Regions from separate parts of the Homo sapiens genome. Here region 1 is linked to region 2. A link is an interaction called in ENCODE POLR2A ChIA-PET data of the cell type or tissue named here. Cell type or tissue: GM12878. All regions are shown on one strand. Links, peaks and the distances in the headings refer to the core of each region. The heading gives the core; the rest is flanking DNA. Region 1 overlaps ABCB5 (ATP binding cassette subfamily B member 5). Region 2 has its middle 10 kb from the start of SP8.

Region 1 (5,383 bases), core at 298-5,297, 70 kb after region 2:
CAGGTAAGATTTAGGAATACTGGGTTGGTGAACTCTGGACTGTTTTCTTATCAGTGCCTAACAAAGAAACTTCCTGGGACTTCACTTAATGCTTAATAAATAAATAAATTTTCATGTGAATAGAAACTAAAAATTATTCCAAGTTATTCTGAAATTACTTAGGTTTAAATGTCTTTTGGCCATTTCCTCAAATTGAACCTATCCTGAAAATACAAATATGCCAACAATAAGGATATTCAAAGTAATGTCCTGAGACTTGGGAAACAAAACCCAAAGAGAAGTGCCCAGTGTGTTCTGCCAAATAGCAGCATCCTTGTAACAGGTGTAATCTCCCAATTCATTATTGTGAAGAGGCTGATACTTGCATGGATGTGCATTTTTTGGTGGGCTTGTTAAAAATAACATAATGTTACTTTTTTGAGTCAAGTATTGTATGGATTTCTCCAGTTCTAAATGCTTAGCAATGACGTTTATGATGGATTAGCAACATTTCTGATATTTTAGGCTCTCAGCTCAGAATTAATACTCAAAATTAATTTTTCTAATTTAGCAGTTGCATTAGATGTTCCGGTAAAACAAATAAATTCATAATTATGTGACCAGAACTTCAAAATAGGAGCTCCAACCTAATGCTTTGGGAAGAAGCAGCCTCACTGGGACACCACATTCAATTCCAAATGTGACATTTTTGAAGGGAAACACTCATTTATATGTGTTTCTTCTGGATTATTTGCTTAGCAAATAATTCATCCTCACTGATGTACAGTCTTACTTTAGGAAGCCATCTCCACACTGAGAGTTTCATAATGTCTCACAAATTTCCTAAGGGATGAATGACAAGAAGGCATATTTTGCCCCCACATTCCCATGTTCCAGTAAACTGAAGCAGAGAGCAATTCATCTGGGAATTTAATTCAGATTTTATGCCTTATATCAGTATCAGTATTTTACCAGTTATGCTGTACTTATAGAGACTAAATAACAAAAACACTTAGCTCGATTTAATCATTTCACAGTGTTAACATATATCAGAACATCCCATTGTACCCCATAAATATATAATATGTACAATTATTGTCTGTCAATTAAAAATAAAATTCATCCCAATTACCCTGATTTGATCATTAAACATCATATGAATATATCAAAATATCATGTGTACCCCTAAAATATGTGTAACTATTATATATCAATACAAAATTTAAAAATATGTGTATATTTAAAAAAATTCCAACTTAAAAAAAATTCAAGCATACCTTTTCCACATATGTGATTTAAATGATAACTCACTATAAACTAGACATCTTTCTGGTAAATAAGTACATGACCCCCTTACAAGGTTTATGTATTTCCACAACTTATTAATTAATTTATTTATTTTGAGACAGAGTCTCACTTTGTTGCCCAGGCTGGAGTGCAGTGGCGTGATCTCAGCTCACTGCAGCCTCCATTTCCTGGGTTCAATCGATTCTCCTGCCTCAGCCTCCTGAGTAGGTGGGATTACAGGAGCCTGCCACCACACCCAGCTAATTTTTGTATTTTTAGTAGAGATGGGGTTTTATTATGTTGGTCAGGCTGATCTCAAACTCCTGACCTCAAGTGATCCACCCGCCTCAGCCTCTCAAAGTGTTGGAATTACAGGTGTGAGCTACCAGGTCCGGACTATTTCCACGACTTACATGAACATGCCCTCTGGGGTCATTCGTCCAGCTTGAATTAAATAGGCTCCAAATCGAAACCCTGCCGCATAGGCAAAATATATAAAGGCATGGCTGAATGCATAACAGCTTCCAATAATCTGTGCTTTCTTCGAGGTATTTCTGGAATGTACAAAATTTACCAAATAATGAGGCATGAATTATAGCAAGGTCAATTGAATACATGTAGAGTAATAAATAGAGAGGACTTTGAAATGTTATAATTTGGTGGAAAGGCATTTTTCGAATGATGAAAGAGAAAGTGATTTTTTTTTTTTTACTACTGAGAATTCTTTGAGAAAAGACAGATAATGTTATAATTCTTTTCCCTATAGTCATATACTCTCTAGTTCAGTATAACAAATTTAACTTTATATACTGTTAAATGAATGGGCAAAGCCCGTGAAAGGATGGCTAGTGTAAGAGTTAGAGATTTGGTTTAGGTATTTAGAAGGATTTTCTAAGTCTCCATTACAATCTTTCATTAACAGAATAGAGGAAATTAAAGGGTGGTGCCAACTACAAGTATGAGTCCAAAAGAGTAAAAAGCTATCTTTCTGTTAAAGTAATATAAAAAGCATCACTAAGTCAATGTGATAAGGAGGACTAGTTTAAAATTAAAAGTGTAAGTGCATTTATTATGTATATATTCGTATTTAAAATGTAAACTATTTTAGGGATTTAATGTAAAGGGCCGAGCTCTTTTCTCTTGCTGTGTCGCCTAGGCTGGAGTTGGAGTGTAATGGCATGATCTCAGCTCACTGCAACCTCTGCCTCCCAGGTTCAAGTGATTCTCCTGCCTCAGCCTCCAAGTAGCTGGGACTACAAGTGTGCACCACCACACCCAGCTAATTTTTGCATTTTTAGTAGAGATGGGGTTTCATCATGTTGTCCAGGCTGGTCTCTAACTGTTGACCTTAAGTGATCCGCCCACCTCAGCCTCCCAAAGTGCTGGGATTACAGGTGTGAGACACAGCGCCCTGCCCGCAATTTTATTTTCTTTCTTGCGTATGTTATTTCATTAATATTCTTTCAGGAAAATAAGAAAAATGTGCATACTTAGTAACAGACAGTTAATGGTAATGTGAGAGGACCTAAAATATTTATTCTAATTGTGGTTGCCCTCAATTCCTCTTCTAGTTTCTCTTGGTGAAGTCATATGAGAAATTATGACATGACATTATTAGGAAAGGCTCAAGAGCAAATGAATTAGCAGGCAAACCACTGGAGTCATTTGAGAGTACTGCCTTTACAGAACAAAATTAAGTTTTTGAAGTCAGTATGAATCTATAATCACCTGTGTTGAGTCTGAAGCATCTCTTCATACATTTGCTCGAAGGCTTTTTCCCTTGTTAATGACACTATAGTACGTATATTCTCCAAAGCTTCAGTTGCTATCTTATAAAACAGGACAATACAATATAGAAATAAAATTAGTAATGGTTAATCTTTTCCCATTTGTGAATTCTAGTCACTCACACTGGGGACATATTAAGTATATCAAGTCAGTAAGTTTTCCTGACAAATATTCTTAGCTTCCTTTCCTCCCAGAAAATAAGATAGAAAAATGACACTTTTGGATGATAAGCTTAAGGAAAATGTCTTATTGAGATTTAGTCTACTGATCTAAGTTTAACCCCATTCAAGTTTATACTGAATTTCAATTTAAACTTGTTCCATAGACAGAAGAATAAAACATTAGTAAGCATTATGTTCACATGCAAAGGAGCTTCCTACAAATTATGAAACAATTCAAGTAAAAGATAGCAGATGCTAGGCACAATGGCTTATGATTGTAATCCCAGTACTTTGGGAGGCCAAGGCGGGCCGATTACTTGAGGCCAGGAGTTCGAAACCAGCCTGGCCAACATGGTAAAACCCTGTCTCTACTAAAAATACAAAAATTAACCAGGTATGGTGGCACATGTCTGTAATCCCAGCTACTCAGGAAGCTAAGGCACGAGAATCACTTGAACCTGGGAGGTGGAGGTTGCAGTGAGCTGAGATCATCCACTGCACTCCAGCTTGGGCAACAGAGTGAGACTTCTCTGTCTCAAAAAAAAAAAAAAAAAAAAAAAAGATAGCAGAGATAAAGTAATCACATAATTATTTTATTCTAGCAAAGAATTAAAAATAGCAACTTAAAAGGACTCAGGAACATTACAGGAAAGTAACATGGCATGTGGTTATAAAATTCTTTATGAGATAAAGCCATTTCTCATATTGGCGTCTGTGAATGTAAAAAGACATTTAATTCAAATGTGATGAATACTTCTCCACATTTATATAGTTTATAAAGAGAATGCATAATTACATGGGATTCAAAATGGAAGAGAGTTTTGGTTTAGAATAGCTTTTCGGACATGAGAACATGTGTTGGCTTGAAAGAGAAACTTCCTGTTTTCACATTCTGTTTCCAGATTGGCAGAATGGACTGTGGGACAGAGAAGACCAGGTAGACACTTGGCCTTCTCTGAAGAATAACTTGGGTTGTAGGAGGGAACTAGATTTCTGGACTGTCGTGAGGACACCAGGATTCTGCTCCCAATTTTGATGTTGGTTGTTTTAAATTCTCATTAATTTAAAAATGGACTTAAAGAAACCTCCATTTGTAACATTCCATAGTATATGAAGAAAATGGATAAGAATGCTGAAACCTTGTTTGAGGAAAAACAAAAGGAATGAATATAAAAAAATTTTGAGGAAAAACAAAAGGAATGAAGATAAAAAAAGGAATGAACATTAAAAAAATCTCCAATTTTTCACAATGGAGAAGGGATGAATATTATTACAGACCCTTAGAAAATAGTCATTAAGAAAACTAATTAAGCTATTCAAAGTCTTTTTTTGTTTTCTTTTGAGATGGAGTCTTGCTCTGTTGCCCAGGCTGGAGTGCAGTGGTGCGATCTTGGCTCACTGCAACCTCTGCCTCCTGGCTTCAAGTGATTCTCCTGCCTTAGCCTCCTGAGTAGCTGGGATTGCAGGCGTGTGCCACCATACCTGGTTAATTTTTGTATTTTTAGTAGAGACAGGGTTTCACCATGTTGGTCAGGCTGGTCTCGAACTCCTGACCTTGTGATCCACCTGCCTCGGCCTCCCAAAGTGTTGGGATTACAGGCGTAAGCCAGCGCACCTGGCCCATTCAAAGTCTTAAAAACTAAACGTTTGATAATTTTTCCAAATCTACACATGCAACTGAAGAAGGACCGATACATTTTATTAGTCTATGTTCTAAATTGATGTTTAGTAAATTGACTTATTAAAAGCCATAGGGAAATGCCTCCAATTGACTATTTGATTAGAGTTGTTTGTTGTATAGTCTGAGGTTGCTCTAATGATACATAAAGGAAAAGTCAAAGGGCACATATACAGCAAAAGCTCATGACATAAAAAATAAGATGAGGAAAACATAATTAGGCCTCATTAATTTAGAAATTGTATAAATTATTGCAATGTTTAAATTAGACAAGGAGGTCTAAACAACTGTTTACTGTCTCTGAGGCGAATATTTGCTAGGTAGTTCAGACTATACAGCACAAGCAAACAATCCAAGGGTCCTTATCTTGTGCAAAAAAAGGTGGAAAGGTCTAAGGCTCAGGCAAACGAGATTACAGTGAGTTATGTGCTTGGCATCCCTATTCATGAATATGTATGACATTTATGCTATGCCAATTGTGACACATTCA
Region 2 (5,383 bases), core at 188-5,187:
ATGATTAACACCGCCCACTGGGGATAAGAAAAGTTTAGTGTGCCTCTTTTTAGGTAGTTTTCCCTTAACTAATTCACTGGATTGGAATGTCAAAATATATTTCTCATTAGATTTTCAAAAATTTTTTGAAAAAAAAAAAACAGATTTGAAAGGACAGGGGTGCATTTTAAATGATTCAATTCATTATATTATTTTAAATACATAGATATGCTTTTTAAAAAACAATTGTAAATTTGTGGCTTTTAAAAATTTTATTTAAATCTCCTCTCTGCCTATCATTTAGTTCTTTTCTCTGCTTTAAAATATTTTAGGTCCTTCAGTAAAATATAAAACAATGGAAACATGCTGAACGTAGGATAGAATATTTCGATCGAAATATCAAAAATTTATAAAGAGAAGGTGGGAGGTTGTCATTGTGTCGAAATGAAACTGTTTGGTTCTTTTTTGAATTTGTGCTGGGAAAGACCCATCGCCCTGGTTCTGGCTCTTCAGGGGAAATGGAAACTGGACTGTGGCTTTCTCTGCCTGGCATCTATCTAAACAGCCTTGCTTTCTCCAGCACCAGCAGCGTGAGGGTTCCACTCTAGCATATGGTCAAACTTCTATCGAGAAGATCCAGTACGTATTCAATGCAGAGCTTACCTTCAAAAGAGATAAAACTACCTTGGCAATGAGAGCACTAGCACTGTCTTTGGGATCCCTGCGGGAGATCCTCTCCCCACTTCTACAGTTAGCGGGTGGTGGGGAATGAATGGCATAGCAGTGATTCTCCTAGTGTGGTACCCGGTTCAGCAGCATGAGCGTCACCTGAGAATTTAGGAATACAAATGACTGGGCCCCACCGCAGTCCTACTGAAGCAGAAACTCTGCGGACGAGCCCAGCCATCTGCGTTTTAACTAGCCCTTTGCGTGATTCTGATGTATAGTCGCTGACATAAAAACGAGAATATAAATTTTCTAAAAGATCTTTAAAGTCCAGTTAAGACCTGAAAGGGGACGCTAGCGAAGCAGTAGGTCACTATTGCCCGGGTGGGGTGGGTCCCAAGCCGCCTGACCTGTCCGCGACCCCCTCCCGAACACACGCCCCTGCGCTGGCGCTTCCCACCCCGCCGCCCGCTGGCCTTCGCCCCAGGCCGCGCAGGCTGCCCAGCAGGTGTCAGGTCGGCGGCCCGGGGCGAGGCGGGCCCTCCCGCGGCCGCGCGTGCCGGCTACAGCCCCTCCCGCCCGGCCTGCCCCTTTGTCCGCCCCGAGGGCGGCACCTTCCCGCCCGCGGGGTGTGCGAGCCCTCGGGGGGTGGGAGAGGAGGAGGGACAGGGAGGGAAGGAGGAGGAGCGGGGCGGGCGGCTGAGTGCAGGGGTGGGGAGCCGCCGTCGCGCACCCGACTCCCGTCCCTCCGGGTCAGCGGAGAGGGGCTTTGTGACCGGCCCAGGAGTCCCAGCAAGACAACCGCCCCGGGGCGGGGTGGCGCCTCCCCCTTGGCGGGAGCCGGCGCAGCCTTCCCGCCCGGGGAGCCGCGGTGGCGAGCGGCGTACGGGCCGGGCAGAGCACGGAGCTGGCGGCGGAGCTCGGCGGGAGAGCACGGCTAAGCGGAGGGGAGGGCCGGAGGGTGGGGCGGGGCGGGGCTGGGCCGGGCTGCCACGGAGCCCGGCGCCTGCGCCTCCGCCTCCCGCGCCCGCGGCCGCCGCAGCCCGGGCCTTGCGGGCCGGCGAGCAGGCGGGGACGCGTGTGTGCCCTGGCCGGCGACCTGCGCCGGGTGCCGGGAGGTGCGCAGAGGCGCGGGCTGGACCTGGGACGGCAGGCTGTCTCTCGGGTGCGGGGTGGGAGGGGTGAGGAGGAAGGAAAGGGAGGGGTTGAAAGGCCAGGAAGAAAGGGGAGTGCAAATATTGTGACTGCTGGGGACTGAGACTGTCTGTGGCGCAGTCGGTGGAGATCTGCACTCCAAGCTGGCGGTAGGCTGCGGAGAAGTCCGACTGCCCCTCGTCTGGAACTGTCGCTCTTCCCTCTGACTGCTGCACAGACAACCGTCACTCATTGCTTTTAGATCCTGCGACTGGTGGGGAAAGCTGCCCACTACTCGCCATTTATTCTAGATTCCCCAAGGGCAGGATCTTAATTAAGCTGACTGTTTTCTGAAGAAGCTTCAGCTCCGAGAATCCCTGGGACGTTGCCAACACTGGGGGTGAAGGTGAAGGGGAACCTGTCCTTTTCCTGCTGTGTTCCCCGCCTTACCCCTCGGCCATTGCCTTTCGTTTACTTCTCCAGTCTCCTGTCCTCGTATCTTAGATGGGTCAAAGCATTAAAACGGGACAAACCTGTATGGCAACGCATCCCAGGTATACGTGAAACCGGAAGCAGGAGCACTTCCGAAGTTCGTTGGACCATCGCGGGGAAGCGCAGCTCCTCAAGGCTCCGTGGGTTGGTGGCAGCCTCGGGGGCCCTGCCCATGAGCCGAGCGTGGTGGATGCCGATGCATTAAGTGATCTGGAGACACTCGGTCCTCGAGGTTCTTCCTCCAACTGAGTTATTATATAGACTGGGACGTGCCAGGCCTTTCAAAAGTCAATCAGCATCGGCTTGTAATTTCCTTCCTCAGACTTCTAAACCTACAATCTTCCCACCCATTTCTAAGCATTTTGGAATTTCTGTTCCCAAATCTTGACTGAGGAAGCTAAAGGGAAGGAAATTCAGATCACCGTAGCTTAAGTTAGAAAAAAGAATAGTTTTTTTTACTTAAATGGTAAATCAACAGCAAATCACCTAATAAAAAATATTTATGAATATCTGCGGCTTATTTTTGAAGTTTTAAATTCTATATATCAATTACCCTGTTTTCAGTTAAATTTGTTAAAGTTGATTAAAACACTGAAATCGAGTCAGTCAATAAAATCAATAGTGCAAGTTTCTTCTAGTAAAAAAGATCCTCTTTTGGTTTGACTATGGCTCGTACTAATTTGCTGCGCACCTATTAGTTTCATTTGGTTAAGTATGTCAAAATTTTTGAAATCACTTTCGTTATCTAGGCTTAGAGGACGTCTTGAAACTAAGCAGAAAAATAATCAAAGTGGATTTATTAGTTTTTCCCTTTTTAGCTATAGTTTCAAATAAACTGACATTGGGTATTACTAGTCAAATCGTTTCACTTTGCAAATGGGTTTCCCCAGTTTCAGAAGAGAGGAAGTTATGCCTAGGTTAGAATACTACTAGAAAACTACTGAAGCACTATCTACAGAAAAACTCAAGAACTTTCTGTCGTTAATAGCTGCCCTTTTGAAGGTAAAGGGCATTCCATTTCAGGGCTGTAAATGCCAAGTGTAGACTCCAAAGTAGTGGGTTTTGGTTTTCCAATGTTTGCTTTCTTCAGTGTTGATCAAAGACCAATATGTTTGCCCTATGAGGCCCCACTGAAAAATGTTTTTAGAGCAATTACAGACATAACAATAATCAATCTGTTCAGCTTATTTCTTTTACCTTAAGAAATCTTGCCCCCTCCCCCCCAAAAAGAAAAGAATGAAAGAAATATTTTAATAAAGGAGAGAGAAAGAGGTACTATATTGGCGATTGAGGGTTAAGTGCAAGCACTCCAAGAGAAAAAAAGGTTGATCTTCACTCCTCGGCTCTTTCTAAGACCAGCACTCGTGGCCCTTGTTTTGAATTAAAATGGGCAGCCTCCTTTAGTAGCCAGCAGGGTCCTTGTTATTTAAGATGGAGAATCTTCAGGGCCATGGTGGGGGGAGGGAGCGATGCAAAGTGTTTAGGGGAAATTAAGCTGCAGGGAAAAAAAATTCAGCAAGTGGGAAGGTTCGGATGAAGATCTTGTGGAAAATTATCTGAACAACCTTTATTACTTTTCCAGAATTCATAAGCAGGAATCAAGATCTTATTTCCTCTTAAAAAATAACCTCTGCTCAGAACAAGAGTTGGTACTCATCAAGTCTTAAATAAAAACATGCCCTCTGTTCCATCTAGAAGGGTGTTTCTGTCTGGGATTGGAAGTGGGGACTTGGCACCTAATAATGTAGACACCCTTGAACCGAGTGATTAGCGCATCAAACCAAGTTTCCGACAGTTGATACGGATATTTTATTTCCAGCACCTTCTAAAGTGGAGCCGGTTTCTCCTCAGTGGGTCCCCCTCCCTGTAGGCCTACACTCAACAGCCCTAAACTCAGGGCAGGGGGAGCCTAAGGCGGCCAATGCCTCTCTATTTAAAGGGGGTGAGGGGCTGCATGGACTTGACACCATAAGCAGGAGTAAACCCATTTGTAGCCAAGGTTGATGAAATAAATAATTCGGGTTCCCAGGCTGGGCGTAGTGGCTCACGCCTGTAATCCCAACACTTTAGGAGGCTGAGGCGGGTGGATCACCTGAGGTCAGGAGTTCAAGACCAGCCTGGCCAACATGGTGTCACCCCGTCTCTACTAAAAACACAAAAAATTAGCCGGACATGGTGGCGGGCGCCTGTAATCCCAGCTACTGGGGAGGCTGAAGCAGAAGAATCTCTTGAACCCAGGAGGCAGAGGTTGCAGTGAGCCGAGATCGTGCCATTGCACTCCAGCCTGGGCAACAAGAGCAAAACTCTGTCTCAAAAATAATAATGATAATAATAATAATTAGGGTTCCTTCAGTTTTCATCTAGAACTCTCCAGTCAGCAGCAAAACCGTCGATGTTTTCTTAGCAGGAGAAAACTGCGAATGTGCGGCCCACTGGGACAAGATCTTTGTGAAGTCCTGCAAAACCCCTGAACTCAGTCGTGAAAAATGTTTCAAAAATGAGCGGGGCCAAAGCTTTCGATGGGTAGGGATGAGCTGGCAGGGGTGGTGGGAGAGTGGCAACCCATGACTCAGACCTCTGTGGGGGGCGGGATTCACCCTGACAGTTGTGATGCACCAAGTAAAACCTGAATTCACAAGGCACCCTTTGCTGTGACCAATACAGACGTCCAGTTTAATTACCACGGAAGCTGTCCTGGCTGATTCAATTTGACATAGACGTATGACCCACCTCGTTTACTAGAGAAAGACGGGCTCAAGAGAGACCCATTTCCCTTGGGCGGCACAGGAAAGCGGTGGAGTTGTGGGCAGGCGACAACTTCACGTGTGTGTGTGTGTGTGTATGTGTGTGTGTGTCTGTCTATATAGGTGTCGGTGCATATATTCTTTTTCCAAACATCTTTGGAAGTTGTTTTCGCACTTGTAATTTACAAACCAAGTAAATTTCAAAGAGCTTATACTGCTTTCAGACACCTAAATGCACCTTCAGCTTTCCTCCCAAATTAGATTGCAGCTTTACTTTTATTTTTCTTTGCTAAGAAATATGAGAACTCACCATCTGAACCCCCGTATAGGGCACAATCACTCAAGAGAAGTGAGTTAGTTAGAAAATA

The links. ChIA-PET counts read pairs that join two places held together with the same protein. Peaks named below come from ENCODE experiments on the same cell type or tissue, not always from the same donor. Only the 100,000 strongest peaks of a DNase experiment are listed, where the experiment ranks them.
Region 1: POLR2A ChIA-PET joins it to region 2 with 6 read pairs; 3 of 35 experiments call an interaction of 5 or more read pairs at or near these places.

The regions. Positions count from the first base shown.
Region 1 is chr7:20,724,752-20,730,134 of GRCh38, reverse strand. ABCB5 (ATP binding cassette subfamily B member 5) reads right to left here. Exons shown (of 28, transcript NM_001163941.2): 22 at 2,995-3,095; 23 at 1,680-1,820. Among named protein-coding and RNA genes, the nearest start is that of SP8, 59 kb to the left of the region's middle. In GM12878, for the core only: no CTCF peak of the experiment used is centred there; no DNase peak of the experiment used is centred there.
Region 2 is chr7:20,794,365-20,799,747 of GRCh38, reverse strand. No RefSeq gene overlaps it. Among named protein-coding and RNA genes, the nearest start is that of SP8, 10 kb to the right of the region's middle. RefSeq lists enhancers at 1-524, 3,213-3,921 and silencers at 1,271-1,400, 1,491-1,720, 1,771-1,830. In GM12878, for the core only: no CTCF peak of the experiment used is centred there; a DNase peak (open chromatin) is centred at 3,138; H3K4me3 peaks cover 1,135 bases; H3K27me3 peaks cover 221 bases.